Linked DNA regions of Homo sapiens: all the other regions are linked to region 1. Evidence: chromatin contacts called from ENCODE Hi-C or POLR2A ChIA-PET data. All regions are on one chromosome and are shown on one strand. The core of a region is the stretch at or near the end of the contact, and the rest is flanking DNA. Distances in the headings are between cores, read along the strand shown.

Region 1 (3,240 bases), core at 460-2,959:
CTTCATGACTTCATTGTTCCTCTCTCGGCCTGTTTCTGTGCAGCCGCTTGTCATGTCAGTTCCACTTTAAAACCAGAGTAAACAGTTCTTAATAGGTGCTTTTTAAGTTTAAAGAAAGATGGAAAGGATGTTCAGACCTAGGGAAGTAGACCTGTCTCTCAGCAGGTGAGTTATTCTGCTCCTGATGTTTTTATACCAAACTGAAAATATACAGTCACACACTCACCCCTGGGGAAGTGCAGAGGACTCTCTTCATGGGGGGCCAGTGTTACTCTTCTGTCCTGAGTGAGCATTCAGTTTATTTTGATCCCTGGCCTCAAACTCAAATACCCTACTGCAGTCAAAAAGAAACTCCCAAGTCAGAATGGGGATGGTCAGAATTCATCCATTCCTGCCAGTGGTAATAAATGGCTTCTCTTTTGGGTCAGTAGGAAGTAAATTGGATGACTCCTCAGCTAGTCACCCTTTGTAAAGTTCTTTCTGACCTTGAAGCTTAGAGGAAATTGGCTGGAGGGCAAAACAGTATTTCCTAAAGTGTTTATGAAGTAGCTCCCCATGATTCTTCATGGCCAGCACTCTGTCCTTTGTATCTGTGGCTTTGTTTTTTAGTGTTCATGAAGTATTGGAGAAAAGAGTTCCCCAGGCATCTCGTTTGGTTAAGAAGATTGCATCTCCCCATTGGGACATCCTGGCTATTTCCCAGCAAAATGCTCTGCCTCCCTCGACTGTACCACATAAGCTAATTAACCTCTTTATCGATTCTCTTTCTCCTTATTTTAATTTCAGCTGGTATTTCTCTAGGCCCTGGGCCTTGGGAATTGTAGACTCATTTGTTGAACTTCTGGCAGTGTGAAAATTTCTAATAGTTTGCTTTCTGTTCCCATGCATAGTGAAGTAGGCATCAAAGAAAATAATTGATGAAAAAAAACAAGGCTTGGAAAAACCCCGAAACAACAGCCATGCTCAAAAGAGGGAAGAGGACCATTGGGTACTTATTTTTTTTTTCCTTGTTGGGAGCTGTTTTCCTTCTTTTCCCTCTGTGTGGCAAAGTAGTAAATGGTCGTCTTATTAGCTGCTCAGAATACTTTATTCTATAATTCTATATGTTTCTGTGGTTCTATACAACTGCCTTCCTTTGAGTTCCTCCTGGAGAACTAGACCCCTTCCCCCATCACCACTAAGCCATACCCACAATCAATATAAATCCAAGGAGATGGGATGAATTTCAAAACCATAGAGGGCCTAGAAAGTAGAGAAACTGTTGTGGCATTTACGGCTCTTCAATGTCCTTCCAAACAGAAGAATGTTTCTGAAACACTGAGCAGCAGCCACACCTGGGGTCTCTAAAGGCACTCCAGGATATGAACCATGACACCTGATAATGTGCAACAAAATGAGCTTTGTTCTTTTGGGCCTGTGGCACAAAACATTCCTTTGCCCGTGTTCAGGCACCTCAGCTTGAATTCATTTTGTTTACTGACTAATCAGACAACTTTGTATTTATTCTCTGCTGCTTTTGAAGAGGTGGTATAGTGGATAAGTACTTAGGCTACCTTTTTTGGAAATTTGCCTCTGCAAGATGCTTTAAAATCTGTTGATGAGCAGGTGATGTCTAGGTAGTGAATAGAAAAATCGCTTTAGCTTATATCCGGAGTTTGCAAAACAGGAAACTTTCAAAATGATTTGTAGTTTGATTCTGAAACCATCTTAGCTCTAGCTAAGATGGTTGTAACCAGACAGCATTTGTCACCCAGGGAGCTTTAGAAAAATCTACTGTTTCCTCATGGGGAGTAGAGGGATAGATTTTCAAGAATCTTTTTGGTTCATTTGAATGTGGGATTTTCCATAACCTAAAGTAATGATTAATAGTTTCTCTGCTCATATCAGGTTTTGTTGGCCAGATGTTTCTTTCAAGAACTTCAATCCTTTATTGTCTAAATTGAATCAGCATCAGATAAAACATATTGCAACCTCAAAGTCCATTGCAATCCAGCAAAATAAGATGTGGTTATGAACCAAAATTAGAGGAAGAGGCTAGGATGGCACTGAAAATTCTAAGTGATTTTCAGATATGTTAAAAATGGCTTTCTCAAAATTTTGAATCTTTGGAAAAGCCATATGATTAATCTACATGCTAAATCCCTTTTTATTTTACTTCTCAGAACACAATTCCCAAAGCCATTACCATACTCCAAATTATAACGTTTATCTTGCTTATTCAAAAACTGTGAAAAATCAGATCATATTTTCTGAAAATAGCTTTTCTGTACTTATATTTTGCATATCACTTCTGATTATGAAATTGAATTAAAGGAACGAGTCGCTATTGTGTTATCTGCCCACAGATTATTGCAAAATGATAGATAAATGCTGTACTACTAGGATTTCCATTTAGCCCTTATATGTTAGCTGTAAAGGGAGGGATAGACACATGTATCTGTATTAGTAGTTGGGAGTCTTCATCCAGTAATGGAAATTGGATCAGTAATGATCATTGTTTTCTGCCCCAAAGAGAGGCTTATAGGATTATTAATATGAATACTACAAAACATCTGGGTGATGCTTGTATCTAACAGTTTATCTTGGTGATGTATATCCAGAAACTGAATTTACAGTTGCAGGCAGGAAATCTGGGTTTATATTTGAGACTCTGCTTTATATGGGGAAGGGTGAGCAAATATTAAAACTCTAAAAACTGCATTCTCCACTGCTCTAGGTAAAGCCTAAAATTCTGTAAATTAGTTGATCATTCCTTCATCTTGTAGCAGCCTGATAGAGGAAGAGTGTGGTGTGGTCTTTGGGGTCCGAAGAATTTGGAGAATGGTCCTTAAGAAAATCAAATTATCTTTTTAAGACTATTTGGGGTTTTATTCTGTAAAATGTCTTTAGTAATAGACACGCTACATTAAGATCAATATAAATGAGGTATGGAAGGTCTTTGTTCTGTTGTTCCACAAGTACTGGAAGTTACTATTTTCTTGCTAAAATAAACATTCTTAAGAAAAAAGGAAATTTAATATTAATCATTTGCACTTTGGGATGAATTAAGAATTTAAGAGCAGATATTAAAAACACTAAATGTAAAGAGGGCTTTAAATGGCTGGTTGTCTGAGTCATGTCCAGAAAAATGGATCCTGAAAGACACACTTCATAATTTTGCTAGTTGTGTGTTTTTATTTAAACTCTTGAAGGACAGCTAGTTACATTCTTTGTTTTATTGATTTCTCTGGAAGTTTTAAT
Region 2 (3,240 bases), core at 421-2,920, 890 kb before region 1:
TGGAGGTGGGGCCTGCTGGGAGGTGACTGGATTGTGAGGATGGGTCCCTCAGGAATGGCCTAGCACCATCCCCATGGTGATGAGTGAGTTCTCATTCAGTGCACAGGAGATCTGGTTGTTTAAGAGTCTGGGACCTCTCCCTTCTCTCTCTTACTCCTCCTCTCGCCATGTGACACGCTGGCTCCCCTTCGTCTTCTGTCATAATTGTAAGTTCTTTGAGGCCCTCACGAGAAGCAGATCCCAGCACCAAGCTTCCTATATATCCTGCAGAACCATGACCCAATTAAACCTCTTTTCCTTATAAGCTACACAGTCTCAAGTATTTCTTTACATCAATGCAAACACTGACAAGCACGAATGAGCCTCATTTACTATTTATTTATTTATTTATTTATTTATTTATTTATTTATTTATTTTGAGATGGAGGCTCACTCTGTCACCAGACTGGAGTGCAGTGGCACGATCTCGGCTCACTGCAACCTTCACCTCCCAGGTTCAAGCGATTCTCCTCCCTCAGCCTCCAGAGTAGCTGGGACTACAGGTGTGTGCCACCACGCCCAGCTAATTTTTGTATTTTTAGTTGAGACAAGGTTTCACCATGTTGGCCAGGATGGTCTCAATCTCTTGACCTCATGATCCGCCCGCCTCGGCCTCCCAAAGTGCTGGGATTATAGGCATGAGCCACCGCCCCAACCCTCATTTACTAAAGCATAATTTGTTCCTGGGTCTGACACAGAGTTTACCGAGAATTTATTACTATACATAAACGCTATAATTTCCAACAGCAAGAAAACATAAAATATTAATAAAATTAACGAGTAACCTAAAATATTTGTTAATAACACAAAAATAAATACAAAGTTTGGGAAAAAGTTGATGTATCTTTAAGGATTAAATAGCCTAACATTTTCTAAGGTATTCCCATCCTATTCTCCCCCAAAATAAAGTTATTAAAAGCATGAATATAATGATTCCCTCATGCATTTTTACAGGTAAGAGAAGCTAATCCATATATTGGACTTTTTCAGAATTACTGTTTTTGGAAACACACTCATGCCTGTATTCATTATCTTAAATTGAGGAACTAAGAGTGAAAATAACTAAATTTAACTACCTTTTCAGAACAACAAAAATAAATAACTTCTCTAAATTACCTAAGAGAATTTTTCCATCATTTTATCTTCAGCAGTACTATCACTGTCTGAATGTTTGTGTCCCCTACCCCAGCGCAAATTCATACATTGAAATTCTAACCCCAAAGGTGATGGTATTAGAAGGGGTGGTACTAGAAGGGGTGACTGGATCATGAGGGACACTAATCCCCATTCATGAGGGATTAGTGTCCTTATAAAGGAGGCCCAAGAAGACCCCTAGGCCTTTCAGCCACGTGAGGACACAGAGAGAAACTGCCATCTATGAACCAGAAAGCAGGCCTTCCTCAAACACCAAAGAAGCTAGTATCTTGATCTTGGATTTCCCAGCCTCCAGAACTGTAGGAAATAGATTTCCGTTGTTAATAAGCCACCCGGTCTCTGGTATTTTTGTTATAGCAGCCCAGACAGACTAAGACAAGTATCAGGAAATGACTTTCCTTCAGTCTGAATGCCTCCTGCATGCAGGATAGGCTCTGGGATACAAAGATGACTAAGCTTTGACCCTTGCCCTTGAAGAACTTAATCCAGTCTTCCTTAAAGACACTTGTAACATGAACTTTTCTATTTCAGGTTGGAAGTGCAAGAACAAGAGTAAAAAATACAGAAAGAATAAAGCAGGAACTGAAAGACTACAAGCTGTGAAATAGCCTGTGGCCAACCACTGAGGTAATGCGACACTGCTCGCTTTTCTGAATTATCTGACATGCAAAGATCTGTGACATTTAAAGAACTCTAAGCAGTGGTACCTTCAGAGATGACATTTTAATCATTGTTTAACAAGCCTAAAGGGCAGAAGGGTTGAGGAGTTAAACTGCGATTGCATAACTTTTAAACATGTTATTTTGAAGTGTTAGAATTTAAACGTGAAGACATCTAAAAAATCCTAATAACTCCAGTTCGCATAGGCTTTCTGAAATGCTTTAAAAATGATTAGCTAACAAAAAATGAAGGGGGGGTCAATGCCCACCCATAATAAAGAGCGAAAGCTTAGTAATCACTCCTATTTATTGGGCCCCTACTATGACTCAGAAATTGTTCTTAGTGCTCTGTACACAATAACTCATTTAATCACAGCAATCCTTCCAGAGAGAAATTACTATTCCAGCTCTACAGATAAGGAAACTGAGGTGTAGAGAAGTTAAGGAACTAATTTTACAATATACATCTAATGTGCAGGGGATTTTTGAGCCAGGCAATCTCACTCCAAAATCTATAATGATCTTCCCAATATATAGCCCTGACTGCTTCTTGGTACTGCCTAAGAAACAGAATGCACTAAATAAAAATTTTAACAAGTATGGAAACAAGTTTTTTTTTTTTGAGACGCAGTCTCACTCTGTCTCCCAGGCTGGAGTGCAATGGCACGATCTCAGCTCACTGCAACCTCCATCTCCCAGGTTCAAGTGATCCTCCTGTCTCAAGCCTCCTGAGTAGCTGGGATTACAGGTGCCAACCACCAAGCCCAGCTAATTTTTGTATTTTGGTATTTAGGGGGAAATAGAGATGGGGTTTCACCATGTTGGCCAGGCTGGACTTAAACTCCTGACCTCAGGTGATCTGCCCCACCTTGGCCTCCCAAAGTGTCGGGATTACAGGCGTGAGCCACTATGCCCAGCCAGAAGTATGGAATTCAATGAAAATGTAAAAGGAGGCACATTAGAAAAACTGCTTTGTTGGATAAAATAAGAGGATACAGCCTTCTCTGAATATAGCTGCTCAGGCGTGGTGCAAGAGTGAACGGCTGTTATTCAAAAGAAAACCAACAACTAAAAATCTACAACAAAATTTACTTTAAATTCATGGAACACTGGACCCATTGTTTTAGCTATAACCCCATATCTGAACAGTATACACATTCTTATAAACCTTCATCTAAAATGTTTGAACTGGTGCCATCACCAGCAACCCTATGAAAGCAAGTCTATCATAAATAAGCAATGAAAGGGAGACTAGAATTTCAACTGATTTCTACAAGTAGGAAAATGAAGTCATTGCCCACAATCATGCCATCTATTTAGGGGGGGGAAAAATCAGTAAAGCTGTGTATACAACTAGATAATGATGATAAGAATAATGACACTTACA
Region 3 (3,240 bases), core at 544-3,043, 780 kb before region 1:
AAAGAAAGAAAACGATTTTTAAAAAGCATATTCCCTCTCCCTTAGCTTTCCCTAGGAAGGCCTGGAAACTGAAGGAAATTCAAATCAAATTAGTTGCACATTAAAAAATAAACAGACAAGCAATCAGGGGGTGCCCACCCAACAAAAGACCTCACCCGTTCCAAAATATGATTAAGCCTGGGAGGGAAGAGGGGGAGGGGGGACTAGAAACCAGCAGGGATGGAGAGAGAAACCTGTGGATTTTTGGCCCCAGCGTTGGCCCATTGCGGCCAAATTCTAAATTTTGTTTAAATAAAATGCTGGGTTGAGGAGAAAAGAAAACAAAAAGTTATAACTTTTAAGGAAGTCTGCAAACGGCACTGTCTGGATAAAATGCCATTGCTTCCCTTCGTCTGGGATGGCAGGGTGGGAGCTGAGATTCCAAAAGCTCCAACTCCGACCGCGCACTCCTGGAAGCCTCCCCGCCAAAGGCGCCGCCGGGCGGCGCAGCCCAGTCTCCCGAGACGGCGGGCCCGGGTCCTCCGGTTCCCACGGGACGCCGGGACCCGGACCTCTGGGAAAGTTCGCGGGCACAGCCCGAGGCCCCACTTTCTGCCGAGAGTGACAGGCCCTTCCCACGCCTGCCGGCCCCAGCCCAGCCGCGGGCACCAGACGGTCCGCGCGGCCCCTCCTGGCCGCCTCGGGGCGCAGATTCCGCCCGCCCGCCCTATCCCCGGCCGAGGCGCCCCTCGGGGTGACCGACTGACCGGAGCTCCGCTGGCCCACACACCGGGTCGCCCGCTCCTTCCCGCCGCGCCCCGCTCCCCCGCCCGAGCTTCCAGCCGCCGGCTCGCCAAGTCCGGCCGCGGCCGCCGGTTACCGCCCCCAGCCCGGGGGGAGCCCGGGGGGCAGGACGGGGAGGAGGACGTGGCGTGCTCGGAGGTGGCCAGCAGCGGGGCGGGGAGTGTCCCGGAGAGGCCCAGCCGGGGACGGGGGGGCCAGGCCGGCGCGGGCTCGGGACCCTCCCCGCGAGCATCCCCGGGTTCGAGGCCCCCGACCGCCCCCGCCGGCGCGGAGAGGCGGCCCCAACTTCCAGCCCCACTTCGCACTCCCGCCCTCTTCCCTCCACCATATGGAAATCTACAGCCTCAGAAAGTGACACGTCGAAGATTCCTCGGCCTCGCCGCCCGCCCTCCCCCTCCTGGGCAGCGTTCCTGCCGCGGAGATTCCGGGAGGGGGAGCGGATTCCTCGGACAAAATCTGCTGGGAAGGCTGGGGGTGGGGGGAGGCCGCGAGCCACTGCCCAATTTTTTTTAAGAGGAATCTACCCGTTTCTTTCACTCCTCCAAACCCTGAGGCAGGGGGCACAGGCGGGGGACCCCAGCCCAGCAAGGCGGGGGCCGCCCCCTCCCGGGTCCCGTGTTCCCGGGGTGCCCAGGCGAGCACGGGGCGCCCCAGCACTCCGGCGCCAAGTTTTTGCCGGGAAGCCCAGGGCGCTCCCGGGACAGGGACGCACTTTGGCGGACTCGGCGTCAGGCCGGGGCTTTCCAGTGCACCGGGACCCGGCGATCGCGCTCGGGGTCCCGGTCTCCTCTAGTCCCCGGCTCTTGCACGCCTTACCTTCCCTAGGGCTGAAACGCGGGGCTCTGGGCGCGCCACACACCGGGTCGCCCACGCCTTCCCAGCCGGCAGCCTGGAGGATCCCTGCCGCCCCCTTCGCTGCTCCCGCCGCCGCCGCTCTCCTCCTCCAGCCGCCGCCGCCGCCGCTCAAATAACTACCAGGAGGGTTTGATGGGGGATTCCGCCATGTCAATGATGTCGGGACCACATGGGGATTTGGGGCCCGCCCATTACCGTAAACCGCCGAATATACCGGCCGCCACAATCGCAGACTCGCAGAAGCTGTTGTCCCCCGGCCCTGCCTAGCTAAGCAGAAACTCCTTTTGGTTCAGCCAGACTAAAGAAACCTGAGGCTTAGGGAACTAACAACTCCTGAATGGCGAGGGCTGCGCGTTCTGCAGATCGCCAAAGTAATATAAAGGCAATGTTTACTCAGTGATAATTAAGCCTAAAACTGACTTTTTTTCATTTACACATATATTTCGCTTTTTGTTGTTGTTAACCCCCACAGCAACCTTGTGAGCTATATTACTCCCACATTTCCCACAGCATTTTATTCATACAACTAACATAGTATGAGCAATTTTTATTATACTTAAGTTAAAATCTCTCTTTCCTCTTTCTTTTTGTTTTTTGTTTTTTGTTGTTGTTGTTGTTTGTTTTGGGGACTGCAGGCACGGGGCAGGCATGAGCCACCGCACCCTTTTTTTTTTTTTTTTTTTTTCCTTTTTTGGAAGAGAGGGGGTCTCAATAGGTTGCCCAGGCTGGTCTGGAACTCTGTCGCTCAAGTGATTCTCCCGCCTTGGCCTCCCAAAGTGTTGAGATTACAGGCGTGAGCCAACTCACCCAGCCTTATTTCACAATGCGTTTCTCAGGGACAAAGACTGTTTCTTACTTTTATCTTTATATCCGTAAAATATAGCACAGTGCAAGGACCACAATAGGACTCATTAAATAACTGTTGAGTTCATATTAAGTCAAATGTAATGTATTTCTGTTGTACAGGCTCTAAGAGGTTAACAGACTGCATCCCATGCCACCCCTCAGATTATTCAGGAGACAAGAGAGCAAAAGTTAGCCTAGAGAAGCCCCTTCCATCCATAGCTGTCCAGGTATTCTGAATAGCTACATTCAGCCTCAACTATTAAGCTACAAAGGAGCATTCAGGGAGTCACTAGAGACAATGTATTACTTTTGTTAACCTAAAAAATAATAATAGCAGTACATAATACTCTGTTAAAGTCTAAAGAACACTAAGAAATAGCTCCTTCCTTCCCTTGTTCATTTGCCATTCTTTTGGGGAGATTTTAGCCTTTTTTTTTTTTTTTTGGAGGCAATGGTGAGTCCAGAGAAATGGGGACCTCTCTCCTAAATGGCTTATTTACTGTGGAGCTCCTCAAAGGGGAACTTGAAGCCATCTTTCTATAACATAACTCCAATTCTAGGTCATAGTCCTGCATGAGAAGCCGGGGCGGGGGGTAGGCAGTAGTTCCTTAGTGCCAATAGGGTACAATCCAATAGATCCCATTTGAGTCCAAATGCCTTCTCTGGCTCCAGACTCTTTGGCTTCCTCAGGTGCCATGCCTTCAGCCCAGCTGATCACTCATGGCTCCAGAAGGTACCTGTGTCCCTTTGTACGTG
Region 4 (3,240 bases), core at 550-3,049, 540 kb before region 1:
TCAGTATCATAGGGCTTATGTTCAAGTAACTGTATTTTACTTAATAATGGCTACAAAGTGCAAAAGTAGCGATATAATATTTTTGGACCATGGTTGACTGCAGGTAACTGAAATTTTAGTTACATGAAACCACAGATAAGGGGGGACTGCACTACACATAAAATAGGCATAAGTAACCTCAAGACAATAGACATTATTAAAATATAGAAAAGTAATAAAGAAGTGATAAATGGAGAACTTTTGCTTTAATATAATTTATTGTAAGTTTATATAATTTAATTTTTAGTAACTTCAATTTTTAATATTTTAATTTTTAATGATTTATGTGTTTAACAACTGACTCACAAAATTGCTGAAAATTTCCCAATCTTGATGAAAATTTCCCAGTCTGCTCTCAGGAGCCTATATGAGCCAGCCCAGAATACCACTGGAGTTATAATTTTAGAAGATTACCTTGGTAGCAATCTGTAGAAATGTTTTGTAGGGGAGCTACAGTAGGGATCAAAAGTGGAGACAGATTACGAAATGTCTTCAGACCCTGCCAGCATGAGGGTTCAAATGATGTCTAGTCAGTGGAGATCACGCAAATTTCACTGGTTTGTGTTCCCACGTGGATCCGTAGGACCTTCAATGCAAGTCTCCTTCAGGTATTCCTGGTGGTATCTTGGCATTGTCTCACATGTGTTTTGAGAGCCCCACTTCCTTGGGGAGTCTTCCGCTTTGGCTTCCTTGTTGATGACCGTGGGCCAAAGGGCTTTGTGTGTGAGGCTCCACCTCAGCCATAGCTGGTGTCCTCCTGAAGAGGATTTATGCCAAAAGGAGTCACATGCCAGGACTTGTTTTTTTCAAGTTTGCAAATCTGGGGGGAGGGTGGGGCTCTAGAAAGATGCTGGAACCTGGTATGTGCCCTGCAGAAATGTCCTTGACTCCTTTTGTCACCAGGAGCCTAAATTTACTGTGTTTCTCTGTGACTCACAGAGGCAGGGGGAAAGACAATCCTCTCCACTTCTTCCTGCAGCTACTTGCTCCATCAGCCTCAGCCAGTCTGGGGCTGGGCAGGGAAACAGGCCCTCTTCCTTCTCCTGGTTTGTCCCCTGGTTTGCTCAGCGAGACCTTCGTGTCTGAGGGCCCCCTTCTCACCTTGCAGATCAGCTGGTGTGGTACTGAATGCCTGATGGATGGCCAGGGGCCCCTGATCCATCTGCATTCCCAGAATATAAGAATCTCATTTGGGGCCACCCAGCCCCCACTACTCTTAGTATATGAAATAAGGTGGAATAGATAAGAGGATGGAACTGGCCCCTGGGTGCATGATGGGGCCAATAACGGAGGTACAGGGTGCATATGTGGCTGGGCTGTGAGACAGGGAAAGAGGATGGAATTGAGATGCAAGGTAGAAAAGCATGACTATGTTCAGTTTGGGACTTGATGAAATAGATACTGGTAGGACAGTTCACTAGGCACTGGGCCTTCAGGAGAAAGAGAAGAAAGGAATGGTGGCATTGGGAGTAGTAAAGCTGTGGGTATGAATGAGTATCTATGAGACTCACCTCCCTGTGAGGACATAGAATGAGGAGACACAGTCTACAGGTAGACTAGGTCGAGTTCAGAAGCCTGAAGAACACCAGTGTTTAAGGGATGGTGTTGGGAAAGGGAGCCAGGCCAGCCAGAGAGGAATGTTCCGGAACTCTGAAAGGAAGGAAATGGCAGGAACAAAGGAGCTGGGGCACAACAGTGGTGACTCACACTGGGAACACTTCGGCCCATTGTGTTTATGCTTATAGTTTCCCAAGTTTATCTTTTCAGGGTTATGATTACGTTAACCTCACCTCCCTCCCTCCCTCTAAAACAAAACAAAAAAAAAGGAGTGAAAGACTCTTCAGTATTATGAATGGCCCCAGGTGAGGAAGACATCTGACACGTTTATATCATGTCAATACTTCGATCCAGCCTTTTACAGTCAGTGTGAGGAGAAAACACATTTACTTGAAGCTAAAGGAATAGGAAGTGTCAGCTTTTTCCTGTTTGATGTTTCTTGTTGTGTTTTCCATATTAATCACTTCATTTTCCCCTTGGTCACAGGCCTGATATTTTTTTCCCTACACATGTCAGCTGCCTAGTGTGTCAGGCAGTTTTTCACCGTGATATAGAGACACAATAGAGCTGGAGCTGGCAAGGTGACTGCCAGAAATGTGTGTCACTCTTGATGGTTATGTTCACGAGCATCCAGAAAGCCCAGTGCTCCTGAACTGAATTATAGGCTTTGAAATGACCATGTGGTTTGCATTCGGCAAAAAAATATACCCCAGACATGTGCAAGGGTTGTTGGTTTGGGGAAAATTAGATGACTCCAACATGAAAAGACAGAGCCTATCTAAAGAGATAGGCTAGTGTGAGGTTTTTTTACAGCACAAATCTGTTGAATAAGTGGATTTGGATGTAACCACAGGCTTGCCATATGAAATTCTATTCCATGGGAATTAAAGTTTGTGGCTTTGTGAAGGCATTTGTTGCAGACTATGAAAAGTTCTCATATTCTTTTGCCAAAACACAGAAACATGGAGAAATACGAAAAAGCTTTTACTGTGGCTGTCTCCTCTAATCCTCTTAAACACTTAATGTGTCCTATGTACATAGCAGTGAAATTAAATACAGCTATTCCTGATAACGTAGCAACTTAGATGTAAAAGTCTACTGCTAAGGGAATAGGAAGACTAAAGAAAACAATTCTTATATCAGTTAGGAATTGTGTTTCACTACAAGTATCAGAGCCCCCAGGTAGTGGCTTTATTTCTCATGTATAAACAGTCCAGAAGTAGTCCGTTGGGAGCTGGCATGACGGCTCTAGAAGTCATCAGTCTCTAGAGCTCTCCAATCTGCCACCTCCAGGATGTGGCCCTTGTCTGAGATGGCTGCTGGGGCTCTCAACATCATATTTACATTACAGACAGAGAATAGAGGAAGAGGAGCATGCCAGCTTCCTTTGCAGGCCCTGTCTCATAATTCCAGTACTCCCAATTACATCTCATTGGCCAGAGCTTAGTAACATAGCCACACCTCACTGTGCATCTCTAAATTATCATAAATCTCATTTTTTGAAAAATTAACTCACAATCTTCTCTTCTCCTGGCCATTATTGCAAGAGATTGGGAGAGAGCTAGTACAAGAGTGAGATTCTTTAGTGTCTTTCTGGGTGATTCCACGCCAAGAGGTCTTCCTCTGTGTCCTCACAACAGTAAT

Evidence for each region. Hi-C counts contacts between places; a loop is a spot of excess contacts on that map. ChIA-PET counts read pairs that join two places held with the same protein, here RNA polymerase II (POLR2A). Pooled maps may share reads with other maps.
Region 2: a loop to region 1 is called in a map with no recorded cell type, with 3 times the contacts of the local background. The contact joins two enhancer-like sites. A Hi-C loop is called at or near these places in 3 of 37 single-sample maps with no recorded cell type and 3 of 50 pooled maps.
Region 3: a pooled map shows a loop between it and region 1 (3-fold over the local background). The contact joins the promoter of FNDC3B here to the enhancer-like site in region 1. A Hi-C loop is called at or near these places in 1 of 37 single-sample maps with no recorded cell type and 3 of 50 pooled maps. POLR2A ChIA-PET finds 5 or more read pairs at or near these places in 1 of 52 experiments (PC-9).
Region 4: a loop to region 1 is called in a map with no recorded cell type, with 1.8 times the contacts of the local background. The contact joins two enhancer-like sites. A Hi-C loop is called at or near these places in 3 of 37 single-sample maps with no recorded cell type and 1 of 50 pooled maps.

What each region holds. Positions count from the first base shown.
Region 1 is chr3:171,253,865-171,257,104 of GRCh38, reverse strand. All of the region lies in intron 2 of TNIK (TRAF2 and NCK interacting kinase), which reads left to right. Among named protein-coding and RNA genes, the nearest start is that of MIR569, 150 kb to the right of the region's middle. RefSeq lists enhancers at 77-126, 1,268-1,317. Within about 2 kb of position 1,709, at least 6 of the 41 ENCODE cell types and tissues checked have a DNase peak (open chromatin) inside an H3K27ac peak, as active enhancers do.
Region 2 is chr3:172,141,086-172,144,325 of GRCh38, reverse strand. The region is part of intron 3 of FNDC3B (fibronectin type III domain containing 3B); the gene reads right to left. Among named protein-coding and RNA genes, the nearest start is that of FNDC3B, 100 kb to the right of the region's middle. RefSeq lists enhancers at 1,750-1,799, 2,988-3,240. Within about 2 kb of position 1,670, at least 11 of the 41 ENCODE cell types and tissues checked have a DNase peak (open chromatin) inside an H3K27ac peak, as active enhancers do.
Region 3 is chr3:172,038,131-172,041,370 of GRCh38, reverse strand. FNDC3B (fibronectin type III domain containing 3B) reads right to left here and starts at 1,793. Exons shown (of 26, transcript NM_022763.4): 1 at 1,600-1,793. RefSeq lists silencers at 441-810, 871-1,120, 1,301-1,400, 1,541-1,720 and enhancers at 639-1,305, 1,306-1,973.
Region 4 is chr3:171,790,395-171,793,634 of GRCh38, reverse strand. The region is part of intron 1 of PLD1 (phospholipase D1); the gene reads left to right. Among named protein-coding and RNA genes, the nearest start is that of PLD1, 18 kb to the left of the region's middle. Within about 2 kb of position 1,799, at least 6 of the 41 ENCODE cell types and tissues checked have a DNase peak (open chromatin) inside an H3K27ac peak, as active enhancers do.